Linked DNA regions of Homo sapiens: region 1 is linked to region 2. The links are chromatin contacts, found by Hi-C in ENCODE. All regions are on one chromosome and are shown on one strand. The core of a region is the stretch at or near the end of the contact, and the rest is flanking DNA. Distances in the headings are between cores, read along the strand shown. Region 1 overlaps RALGPS2 (Ral GEF with PH domain and SH3 binding motif 2). Region 2 has its middle 13 kb from the start of MIR4424.

Evidence for each region. A loop is a pair of places that touch in the nucleus more often than their neighbours do. Pooled maps may share reads with other maps.
Region 1: a map with no recorded cell type shows a loop between it and region 2 (3-fold over the local background). The contact joins two enhancer-like sites. A Hi-C loop is called at or near these places in 5 of 37 single-sample maps with no recorded cell type and 3 of 50 pooled maps.

The regions. Positions count from the first base shown.
Region 1 is chr1:178,917,519-178,923,959 of GRCh38, forward strand. It overlaps RALGPS2 (Ral GEF with PH domain and SH3 binding motif 2), which reads left to right. Exons shown (of 20, transcript NM_152663.5): 20 at 1-4,322. Among named protein-coding and RNA genes, the nearest start is that of ANGPTL1, 50 kb to the left of the region's middle. Within about 2 kb of position 1,598, at least 4 of the 41 ENCODE cell types and tissues checked have a DNase peak (open chromatin) inside an H3K27ac peak, as active enhancers do.
Region 2 is chr1:178,661,627-178,667,740 of GRCh38, forward strand. No RefSeq gene overlaps it. Among named protein-coding and RNA genes, the nearest start is that of MIR4424, 13 kb to the right of the region's middle. RefSeq lists an enhancer at 2,744-2,953. Within about 2 kb of position 2,770, at least 3 of the 41 ENCODE cell types and tissues checked have a DNase peak (open chromatin) inside an H3K27ac peak, as active enhancers do.

The DNA.
Region 1 (6,441 bases), core at 348-2,847, 250 kb after region 2:
AAATATCAGATTCTGGAAATTTTAAGTATCTAAACTTTATACTTGTATGATTTACCATAAACATACCAAAACATTTTTCTGAAAATTTACTGTCGGTCTCTGACATGAAACCGTATTTTGTCAGTAGTTGACCAAGCAGTTTTATGAGAACTCTTCTATGCAATGATGCATTTAATTTCTAAAGTAAATGTTGAATTATTAAAAAAAAAGTTTGAAGGTAAGATGCCTTAGAATTTTAATGAAAAATGACACTCAAACAAAGGCTATATGTCGAATGTTATAAACTCTTGAGACATAATGAATTTTAGCAGTGGCCTAGAGTAAGGTAATGCTTTGTGACTGATATCTACTAATAGACTTCTGTTACTTTGGGCCTCACATAAAATTTCTCACATTCGTATTCTTAGAGAATTTTATACTTTTTTATTATAAGTATTTTGCCCTTGAGTCCATGAAACTTCAATAGAAAATATTGCTTATACAATAATTAGCTTAAAATCCATCCAAAGGAAAAGAGAAGAGCTTTTTTTGAGTGTTAAGTTTTTTAATTTAGTATTCTGTTTGGAAAAGATGTTAAGAGTTCAAATATGCTTCTTATGTAACAGAAATACCATTATTTCTGGGGTTTAGTGACACAGGCTGGAGAGGACAAAAGTTTCCTGTCCTGAATGATTTTTCAATTAATGCTCTAAGCTTAACCCATGTTGGGTAATAGAAAGACATAGCCAGCAGTATTACTACGTAGACCTTGCACATCTTACTTTTGTTTTGCATTTTTAAAAATTTCTTAATTTGTTTATTTCTCTTCAGAAATAGCGTTTTTAACAGTGTATGTGCTTTTTTAAAAAGTATTGTGAATGAGAACCCTGTGGATTTTTTTTATTTCATTTGTTTGTCATAATAAGCTAACGTAGAAATGTTGTAGGTTAACCATATCTGTGGAAATATGCAGTTGGAAGTCAGAGCCTGACATCACATAGTTTTGCCAAAGGGAGAGAGCTAAGCTGGAAGATGTTTTTGATACTTTCGGCTCTAAACATTAATGGATGTTTGCGTAGAGTAAGATAGCGTTCAAATTTGGTTAATAGTTTATAGATAGACTTGTGGCCTCTGACTGACTAAATTTCTTAACAGCACAGAAGTCGTTGTTTTTCTGTCTTTAAAATTTATTCATTCAGAAAATTAGTCATTGCTTTTTAAGATTATTTTAGCATTTGAAGCAAATTGAAAACAGAAAAGTGACTTAAAATAGTGTAGGTGAATTTTTTATCTATAATTTACCAAATAATACCTGATAATAATTCAAAGAAAATATGTTACCAAAATATATTAAATATATAGGTAGTTCATTCGTGGGAAGATGAATCTTCTTATTAAGCCTGCCCTCAATTGTAAATAAGTGACTCAAAAACTCAAAATGTTCATCAGCATTCAGGTCATTTGTTTCACCCTTAGCCAAGAAGAACTCATTAGAAATTCAGTTATAATTTCAATTTAAGCCTGTTTATGATAAGCATAATGATTGGCATGTTATATAGCCTGTTGAAAATAACTACAGAATGACCTTCCAGAGCACTGTTTTTGGCCTCGTGCCCGCTCTGTTCAGGCTCTGCTTGTTTTTCAGAATATGATTTTTACCTCCAGACAGTAAGAATTGAACAAGAACTGATCAAACACACCTTCCTATTTTGTTTTCTTCACTATGTAAATATTATTTGGGCAAACATTACAAAAAGGGATCCAAACAATTTGAGTTTCAGTATTTTTTTCTCCCTAGGCATGTGCTTCAATTTCAAATATTTTTTTCTGTGTGGAAAATGCCATGTAACTATTGCACTACCTTCTGTGTGGACTGTGTTGGTATTGGTTCTTTCTGTATATCAAAAGTCAGGGTGTTTATAACTGCAAAGTTTGTATAAGTGGCTTTATTCCTCTTCTAGAAGATTTATGAGGAGCCTAGGAAGCACTATTGGTACAGGAGGAAAAAAGAATGGAAAACATGTTTACAGACTCTAGCTTTCCTTATTAGCTTAAACTGGGGCCCTCAAAGAGCAGCCTGTTGATCTTTTGGCCAAATGACTTGAGCATAAGTCTTTTATTTCTTTTTAAGGTTAAATCGTAAACTGTATACCTTTACTACTGAAAACAAAACTATAGGGCATCATACTAATTGAAAATCAATAGTAATGGGTTCCATCCATTAGCTTTTTAAATGAATAGATCTGGTATTGATTTCCTTCCTGTTTTTTTGAGGCACATTCCTTTACAACCAGTGTTTAAACCACCACGTAATCATCTTCTGCAAACAAGGGGTGCCAGTGTTGCCTAACAGAAGATAATCTTTAATAAAGCAAATCCTCTGCTTCAAAGGTTTTTGAAATAATTGGATCCCTTTTTGAAAAGGAAGATGAGTTTAACTGTGTCCAGGTGGAGTAATAGTACTGCTGTTGCATGAATAGATGATACAAAGCAAGTGATGAGGTTGGTATGACTTCTTTAGTGACCTTTTAGGGTTTGCTTTTATTTTCCTCTCTTTTTTGTATTATTTCTTTCAAACATAGTAAATATATGATTTTACAGCCAAAGTGGTATTCTGTTTTTTCTAAGCTTTGAGATACAAATATTGCTATTTAATCACATTGATGATGAATTACTTTCCATGTGAACCTTCTCAAAATGATTTAAGTACCTTTGATTTTGCTCCCCTAAAAATGGCTTGTGTCTAAAGTGACATTTTTTTCCCTATTTGGAGGGTTCTAATGAAAGAGATCCAGGCATAAAAACTCTTTTGCTTATTGAAAGCAATTTGATTACACCTATGTTTCAGGTTATAGTGGGGAGAAAATTTGGTCAGTGCCTTATTATTTGAAGAGCAATTTTAGGGCATCAAGTATGACAATAATCATGTGCCCTCTTGCTCCTCTTATTTCAGGAGTGTGTGCTATCCCTCTCTCCACCAGCTTAATCTTTCTCACCCCAAGTCTAACAAAGTCTTTACAGAAACCTCTGTAGGTGATTGTTGCAGTCTTCCTTGGTTTTTGAGTCTTTTTAAACAAGCTCCTACCCTGCTTCTATCCTTTTAGAGTAGGAGATTAAAAATAAACCCACCCCAGTCAACCTTTAGATAAGCACTCTTAAAAACAAATTTGAAGAGCACTCTTCAGCCAAGTTCATTTTTATTTTGTTGTTGATGTTTTGAGCATACATTTAATTGTAAGGCCTTTTGGAAAAGCCCTAAAAGAATAAGATACAACCAGAAATATTTGAGTTTTGTTAAATGTACTGAAATCTTGTAATGAAAATCCCTTTGGCCAGAAATGAGATTTATTTCCATTTATTTTTACATTTAAGTAACACTCAAAACAAACAAGTAGTCACTTAACCTGCCAGTTATTATTTTCTTGAAAATATACAAGAAAGTAAAAATATCTCTAATATATAAGTTAAAGGAAAGTTAAGAGACTAAGCTAGTTTTTTCAGTGAAAGCAAAGTTGGAAATATTTTGCTTCTCTCAGATTATTGGAAGACCTAGAGCTACTGGATGTTAACCTGAATCAAGATGTTCTTTTCACATTTTTTTAAAGGGCTAGTATGTTCCAGAGTAGGCAAGTAGTCATTCAAGCCAAATGAAAGAGTTAACTGGTCCTTGAGGAGTGTTAGCAAAATTTAAATTTTGACCCTGGCCATTTGTACTACAGAAGTGATTATGGGATTAAAAGAATACATAATTACAGTGTTTTGGGATTGGGCTCTTTTTTTTCTTAATAGAAAAGCAGAAACTTCATAAATAATAGCTGTGCTTTAGATACCAGATAACAAATATTGTTTCCCCTGAAGATATGACCTACTAGAACTACTCACATATATAGTCCAATAATTACTGACTTAATAGGTATGGTAAAATAGCTGATAATAAGTCAGACTCTCAAGAGTTTCTGTACCTTGATTATTGACAAATTCATTGTTTTACATCCTACTAAAGAACATGTGTGTGGGGAGGGGGTGGGGAACTGGTTCACAACATAATCTGAAGGAGATCAAACATCTGTAAGGACAGGTACCCAGTGATGATAATATATCTGAAAACACAAGCCATTTTTATTCTTTATCCCAATTAACTTGAGGTACTCTAATGATGAAGCACTCGATTGCACTATGACCTCCTTGAGTGATGTGCAGCTTGGTTCCTCTCTCACTTTTTGTTTCTTTTTAATATGCAAATGTGAGTGTGCGATCTTCAGTGTGTCTGCATAAGCTAACTTAAGATGAATTTAAGTACAGTTTTCTGAAATATTTCTATTGAAATAAATTACTTAAAATTATAGATTGGGTGAGGATGTTTTTGTTACTGTATTTGCATTTTTATCATGAACTTTTAAGGTGCAAATAAACTTTAAGTTGATTTTTTTCCCCTTTCTAAGGTAGTCAACAAGGCTATTGTTGGTGCAGGGAAAGCTCTGAAAAAACTTTAGTCACTCTTCTCTAGCCCAAGACAAGAATGTGCCACCTCGCATGTGGACAAATGGGGTTGTGGGGAATAGAGAGTAAGGGCATAACATTTCCAACTACATCTCCCACTCTGAGTATGTGATACGATAGGAGTAGTCCCCAAAGAGGCTCTCTTTGCTAATACATAACATTTTTTTCTTTTTACCATTTCTGAAAACAATCCATATTCGAGACCATGGAGCTTTAAATTGGAAGAAGTACAGAAATACCTGTGTGGAGTCTCCTGTAGGCTATTGTCTGGGTGTTGGTTATGCTTGAGAATTCCACGTTAGCTTAGCCTCTGCATGGTTTAGGAACCCCCAGCCAGGAAAAGCCCAATATTTTGGCAAATTATAATTCAGTTTTCAGCAGTTTTCTCACCTCCATAGTGCCCTTTGAAACTTCTCACTGTCCCTTTACTTGAACCAAAAGAGAAGAATGACACTTATTTGTTGGGGCCAACCTGTCATTACCTCATATAGTACCACCTTTGTCATACATCAGTTTCCCATATATGCAGAATTTTCTAGATCCCCTTTCCTGTTTCAACGGTTGTTTGTCCCAACCAATACCATATTGTCTTCATTACTATATAGCTGTATAAGTTGGTATCTGGTGAGCTAATTGTATGTTCTTCAGAATTAGCTTAGCTCTTCTTGACTTTGTCTTTGCTGTAAATTCTAGGATCAGTTTGTTATGTTCCATGAAAACACTGTTGTTATTTTTATTGGAATTACTTTGGATTTATAGGTTAATCTGAGAATTCACAGTTTTGAAAAATTTACTCCTTTCATCTGTACACATGTCTCTCTGTTCATTTAGGGCTTTTAATGTCCTTCAGTAATGTTTTACAGTTTTCTCCTGAGTAGTCTCTTACATTTTTTATTAGTTTATGTCTAAGTAAGTTAGTTTTTCTTTCTACTATGAATGTGACTTTTTTGTTACATTTCCTCATTGACTATTGTGTGTAGGAATGCCATTGGTCTTTATGTTGATTCTTATATCTAGCAACCTTGTTGAACTCCCTTACCTAGTTATAATGGTTTGTCCAAAGATCTGTTGGAATTATATTAGTGGCAAATAAGAATAGTTGTTTCTTCCTTTCCAATCTTTGTACCTTTTTTTTCTTGTCTTATCCTTATTTGGCTAGGACTCCAGTACAATATTGGATTAGAAGCAGTGGTACAATGCCAAAGAACTTAATTATCCAGTCTCCTCAGAAAACCTCAGAATATAACACAGCCCTAGAATGAACCCTAAGCATGTTATAGTGTAGCCCAAGTATAATCTTTATTGTATTTGTAGGCCAACTAATCATCAACTTAAATTTCTCCTTTTTCTTGTAAAGTATGTTTATACTGTTAGGCAGAAAATAAGTGGCATTTGCTCTCAGCCACCACTTATCAGTCAAAACTAAGTAAAATGGTGGGTCACAGGGATACTGCAAAATTTAGAGTATCCACGTGTAATTAATTTTCTTATTCTATGTCACTGATTCTCAACTGGAAGCGATTTTGTCCCCAGGAGATATTGTCAGTGTCTACAGACATTTTTGGTTGTCACAACTGGGAGAGGGTTCTTCTGGCATCTAGTAGGTAGAGAGGTAAGGGATGCTGCTAAACATCCTATGGTGTACAGGCCAGCCCCCCAACAAAGAATTATCTGTTCCAGAATGTCAATAATGCCAAGGTTGTGAAATCCTGCTCTATGTGAGTGACTTATTGTATCTCATAAGTTGAATATATTGAGCTTGGTTGTAGGAAAGAATTCGGTTTATGTTTGGCAAGGGACTTTAACTTTTCCCTGGAAGTTAACCTTTCTTACAGAAGTTTAACCTACTGGCCAGAGGAGATAAATTAATAGCATGGGAATATATTCATGGCCTGGACCATAATGTGTTATTCTTCAAGTATTTGTTGAGCTAAAAGCTACATGTTTCAACCTAAAGTAGAT
Region 2 (6,114 bases), core at 1,520-4,019:
CACACACACACACACACACACACAGAGAATAGCTCTGCCTGGTCACATAGAGGTGGAACCCTTTGTAAAAAAAAAAAAAATGCTGTATTACTTAGAAATATCTAACTCTCACTTGTTTCAAGAAAAAAACACTGAGAAAACAAAAGTCCAGGACAACAAAAGAATATACAGAGGAAAAAAACAAATGATCCCTTTCTCCTCTGGACAGGGGCCACATTTCCTTTGTCACTATATCCCCAGTGCCTAGAGTGAAGAGGAAATTGAGATAGTTCTGTGGGGGCAAATGAATTCATATGGTGACTTTGGGACCCTGCATTATGGGGTCTGGACTGAAAGATTCCTTCAAAGTCACTCTGGACCAGGCCCACTGCTTCCAGGCACGTTTACATCCAAAGTAAGCAACAAAAGGATCTGACCTCTCTCCCTAAGGCCTAGAACACAATACAGATAACAATAAGAACAACAAAGTGGGTTTAAGATAAAATAAACACAATACACATTGCATTCTTGTCTTCTTTTCTTGTCTTTTCTGGCTGTGTGTATGTTTTTTTAACAGGAATCTGTTGGTGGGAGAATTCCTGGATGTTTCCTACAAGCAGATGGCAATGTTCTCTTAGTCTCATCGGAACCAGACAGAGAAGGGGACGGTGGAAAAAGGACTGATAGAGACAAAGCACATCTAGCCAACCAGTCACCCTCTACTTCTAAAGACTTTTGAAAACAAGAGTATTGTCAAGAATTATTTAACATTATTATGATACTATCATTATAATCAAGGAGTGGGCTGTTGAGAGATTTCATCTTCATTCATTTTTTCAACAAATGTTTGGTCAGTGCCTAGGATGTCAAGTACTGGGCTAGTTGCTTATTTTATAAAGATGAACAAAACAGAGTCCTTGCTAGCAGCTAGGTCATAATGAAGACAACCCAAACAACAATGACCGCGCTGTTAGCTAGGACAGCAGCGTGCCTAGGATGCAAGGAGAACCTTGGAGGGCAGTCAGAAAGGGTCCCAAGACCAGGTGACATTAGAGCTGTGCTGGGAAAGAGGGGTAAGATTTAGACGCAGGCGAAGAAACGAAGCAAGCACATTCAAGGTGGGAGTCAAAGTCACTGAAATATGAGAGCACCTGAGCTAGTTGGTACCACTAGAATCAGGGGTAAGGCTAAGAGAGGATGAGGAACTGAGGCTGATGAAGGTAGCAAAAGTAGACCAAGCAAGATGTTGGCTCTCATGATTAGACATTTTTTCTCAAAGCAGTGGGGAACCATCAAAGGTTTTTCACCAGAAAAAAATGTCATGTTAACATTTTTTTTAAAAATTGAGACAGAGTCTTACTCTGTTGCCTAGGCTAGAGTGCTGTGCCACAATCACAGCCCTCCTGGGCTTAGGCGATCCTCTTGCCTTAGCCTTACACATAGCTGGGACCACAGGCACATACCACCACCATGCCTGGGTAATTTTTTAAAAAAATATTATTTGTAGAGACAGGGTCTCACTATGTTGCCCAGGCTGACCTCAAACTCCTGGGCTCAAGTGATCCTCCTGCCTCAACCTCCCAAAGTGCTGGGATTGTAGGTGTAAGCCATTGCACCTGACTCATTTTAGCATTTTTAAAAGATTACTTGGGAATAAATGTAGGACACAGACTTGTTGGGCAGGAGTTAGGAAACAAGACTGAAGAAAAGGAGACCAGTTAAGAAGGTATGGCAAGAAACTAGGAGAGAAATTATACAGGTCCTAAACCAAAGAGTGCTAATAAGGATGGAGGGGAGGAGGCAGATTGGCTAACTGAATGTGAAGAATGAGTGGAGAAGGCACAGAAGAAGACACTTTAGGTACCTCTCAGTCTTCTGTCCTGAATGACCAGATAGATGTGCATGTCGTTAACCAACATTCAATGTCTGGAACAGAAACATTTTAGGGAGGAAGATGATATGGGCAATATGGGATATGTTTAGTTTGAGATGTCCAGCTGGGAGTTGAAAAGCCGTGTGTGGAGCAGGAAGAAGTTCTAGGCTGGAGATAGACATCAGCACTGGGATGATCACTGAAGCTATAGGCTTAAGTTCTACTAGATCAATGGCTTTGAGACTATTTTTTCTATAACCCACAGCAGAAATACATTTTATGTCACAATCCTGTGTACACATACACACACCTATAAAAATGTTCATTCAACAGTATTTACCATGACCAAGTGTGACGGACTCTAAGAGCTTTCTATTGAATTTCAGTTTTTTTAAATGCTGGTCAGATGCACCGATTTGATTTCACAATCTACTAATCACTAATGGGTTGCAGCCTGTAGTTTAAAATGCACTACCCTAGATTATAAGCTTCTTGTAGCAGGGACCACATCTTATACAGTTTAGATTCCCCGTGGCAACTATTATAATGCCTTGCACATAATGAATTTTTGTGGAAGGAAATCAGGGGAAAAAGGAAGGAATGAAGTGAGGGAGGGAGAGAGAGACGAATTTTTCCAGTACTCAACCTTAAAATGTTCTCCAAAACTACAATGAAATCTTGTCTCCTCCAATTCTACTGAACTTTCATATACACAGTTTCTATTTTTTTCCTCATATTTCCAAGGTAAATCAAACATGGGTCACAATGCCTCAGGGGAGATTTGGTGTTTTGCTTTTTCTCACCACCAACTCCCTACACCACATCTAGGGCTCCAACCATAGTCTTTTAGTTGGACTAGACTGGCCAAGCAAGACACTTATGTTACATGGCTGCAGCCCTCCTATGCAAAGGTTGTCACGCTGTGTACCACATGACCCCACAACAGCTGCCTGGACCGGAGGAAGATGGCAGCAGCAGCCAACACACACACAGAGAAGAGGAAGTAGAAGCCCTAAGAAAATAGAAGCTATGAGCAAGCTGAAGATGAGGAAGAGAGGACAGGATGGAGAAATTAGTTGGTAGCGGCAGAAGCAAAGAGTAGTTTGGAAACTGAAAGAGCGAGCACTAGAAATAGGTATAGTTGCCAACTTCTGTTCATAGGGACAAGATACCCAAGTAAGCTGTGATGAATCCTGCGTTATCTTCCATTACCCTGATGACATTGCAAGCTCTGTGAGGACCAGCTTTTCATAGATTCTTCTTTCTCCACAAGGACCGCATATCATACATCAAATTTCTCCCTTGCTTCCTTTCTCTTGTACTCAAAAAAATTAACTTACAGAAAAGTTGCAAGAATATTGCAAAGAACTCATACCCTTTACCCAGATTCAGCAATTTTTAACATTTTGCCACATTTCTTTCTCTCTCTTTCTCATTTTTGTCTGAAGCATTTGAGACTAGGATGCATATATCACTTTTTTTCTTAATATTTCAGTATGTATTTCCTTAGATATTTTCTTACACAGTCGTGGTACACAGCTCCAATTCAGGCAATTTTACATTGATATAATAGTTCAATGTTAAACCCCACATTTCTACACCATTGTTCATAGCAGCACTATTCACAACAGCGAAAAGGTAGAAACAACCCAAATGTTCATCAACAGATGACTGAATAAACAAAATGTGGCCAGGCGCAGTGGTTCACGCCTGTAATCCCAGCACTTTGGGAGGCCGAGGCAGGCAGATCACCTGAGGTCAGGAGTTCAAAACCAGCCTGGCCAACATGGTGAAACCCCATCTCTACTAAAAATACAAAAATTAGCCGGGTGTGATGGCGAGCACCTGTAATCCTAGCTGATTGAGAGGCTGAGGCAGGAGAATCACTTGAACCTGGGAGGTGGAGTTTGCAGTGAGCCATGATCGTGCCACTGCACTCCAGCCTGGATGACAGAGTGAGATTTTGTCTCAAAACAAAACAAAACAAAAACAAAAACAAAAACAAATGTGGTACATACATACAATGGAAAATGATTCAGCCTTAAAAAGGAATGAAATTCTGGCACAAGCTATAACATAAATAGACCTTGAAAACATTACGCTAAGTGAAATAAACTGGATACAAAAGGACAAATACTGTATGATTTCACCTACATGAGATACCTAGAATAGGCAAAGTCCTAGAGACAGAAAGTAGAATGGTGGTGACCAGGAGCTAGGAGTAGGAGGAAATGGGGAGTTATTATTTGACAGGTATAGAGTTTAGGTATGGAAAGATAAAAACATTCTGGAGATGGATAGTGATGATGGTTGCACAATAGTGTGAATGGACTTAATGCTACTGAGCTGTACATCTACAAATAGTTAAAATGGTAAGTTTTATGTTTTGTGTACTTTACTGTACTTTTTTTAAGTTGATGTTCTAATTCTGTGAATTATCCCAATAATGTACTTGTAGCATGTTTTTTTTTTCACTCCATTCCACGATCCAGTCCAGGATCACATGTTTTACATATTGCATTTAATGATTATGTCTCCTCAGCAGGGTGATCAAGTCATCAATTCAGAATAACCCTGTTTTCCCAGACCTTCTCCATTTTAGCACTGAAAGTCCTGCATCCTGGGAAACTACTCAGTCCTAGGTGAATGGGTGAAGAGTTGGTTATGCTACTCTTCAGTCTCCTTTAATCTGGAACCGTTGGCTCAGCCTTTCAATGTTATGTCTTTTATAACATTGCCATTTTTAAAGAAATCAAGTCAGATACTTTATTGAACATCCCTCAACTTGATATTACCTGATATTCTCCCAGGTTATGCATTTCTGGTTGGAATACTACATTAGTGATTTTGTGTCCTTTTTGAAGTATCACAGCTGGAGGCACAGATGTCCATCTGTCCTGCATTGGTAACGTTAATTTTGATCATGATCAAGGTGTGGTCTAGTTTCATAATCATGTGCTTACTATTTCCTTCCACATATATGCTTATAATAAACTTCTGTTAACAGTGTTCCTTGCTACCTGAAACAGCCTAAGCAGAAGCTCAAAATATATTATAGGAAACATCTGATAGCATCCTTGCACTTGACAAAAGAAAGCATTTCAAAATTCGTTTTCCATTGTCATTGCAGAGTACCATAAATCACTGCATTCCTCATCTCTTCTGTCCTTGGCCACTTTAGGTTTTGAGGTGACAGAATTTTCAAAATGTATATATTTCTATATAATTCTTTCTTTTATTTAAAAAATCACATTATTGGTGAAAAAAAGCATGGCTTTCTGTTTAAATTACCTGTCTTGACACTTATTCTCAAAGTGAAGACTATTGTCTGGGGAAAACACACTATGTGTAGCAAGAACCTTTACACTTTTTAACTGACAGCCCCAACTGCCATCAGCATTTGTTGTATATTTAGTTGTCGTATAGATCAGTTCAAAGGAACACATTTTCTTTGTTAATTACTCAGTCAGGTAACCAGTTGATATGGCTTGGCTGTGTCCCCATTCAAATCTCAACTCGATTGTATCTCCCAGAATCCCCACGTGTTGTGGGAGGGACCCAGGGGGAGGTAATTGAATCATGGGGGCTGGTCTTTCCCGTGCTATTCTCTTGATAGTGAATAAGTCTCACGAGATCTGATGGGTTTATCAGGGGCTTCCGCTTTTGCATCTTGCTCATTTCTCTCTTGCTGCCGCGATGGAAGAAGTGCCTTTCACCTTCCACTGCGATTCTGAGGCCTCCCCAGCCATGTGGAACTGTAAGTCCAATTAAACCTCTTTTTGTTCCCAGTTTTTGGGTATGTCTTTACCAGCAGCGTGAAAACGAACTACTAATACACCAGTGAACTCTCCAAGTTCACTAATAGTCTTTGAAGGTGGGACTTTGGAGGTAGGAGATAAGCAAGGGTCTCTGGACTATTTGAAAGATGCAGAAGCCGTCAGACACTGGGCACGCTGTGCCCCAGGACCTAACCATAGCCTTTGGCACCTACTAACATGCCACCTAATCTATTTATTTATTATGTTTGCTATTAGTTTTCTGCCTCTCTCTGCTAGAATGAAGAAAGCTCCATGAAACTAGGGATCTTTGTTTTTAAGATCAGACAGTATGCATGCCCTATAGCATACACTCAACTAAGATATGTTGAATGAATGAATAAATGAACTTGTTATGAATGTAATTAATGCCACTGACTTGTATGCTTAAAAATTATTAAGATAGGAAATGCTATGATATGTGTATTTTACCACACACAAAATAAG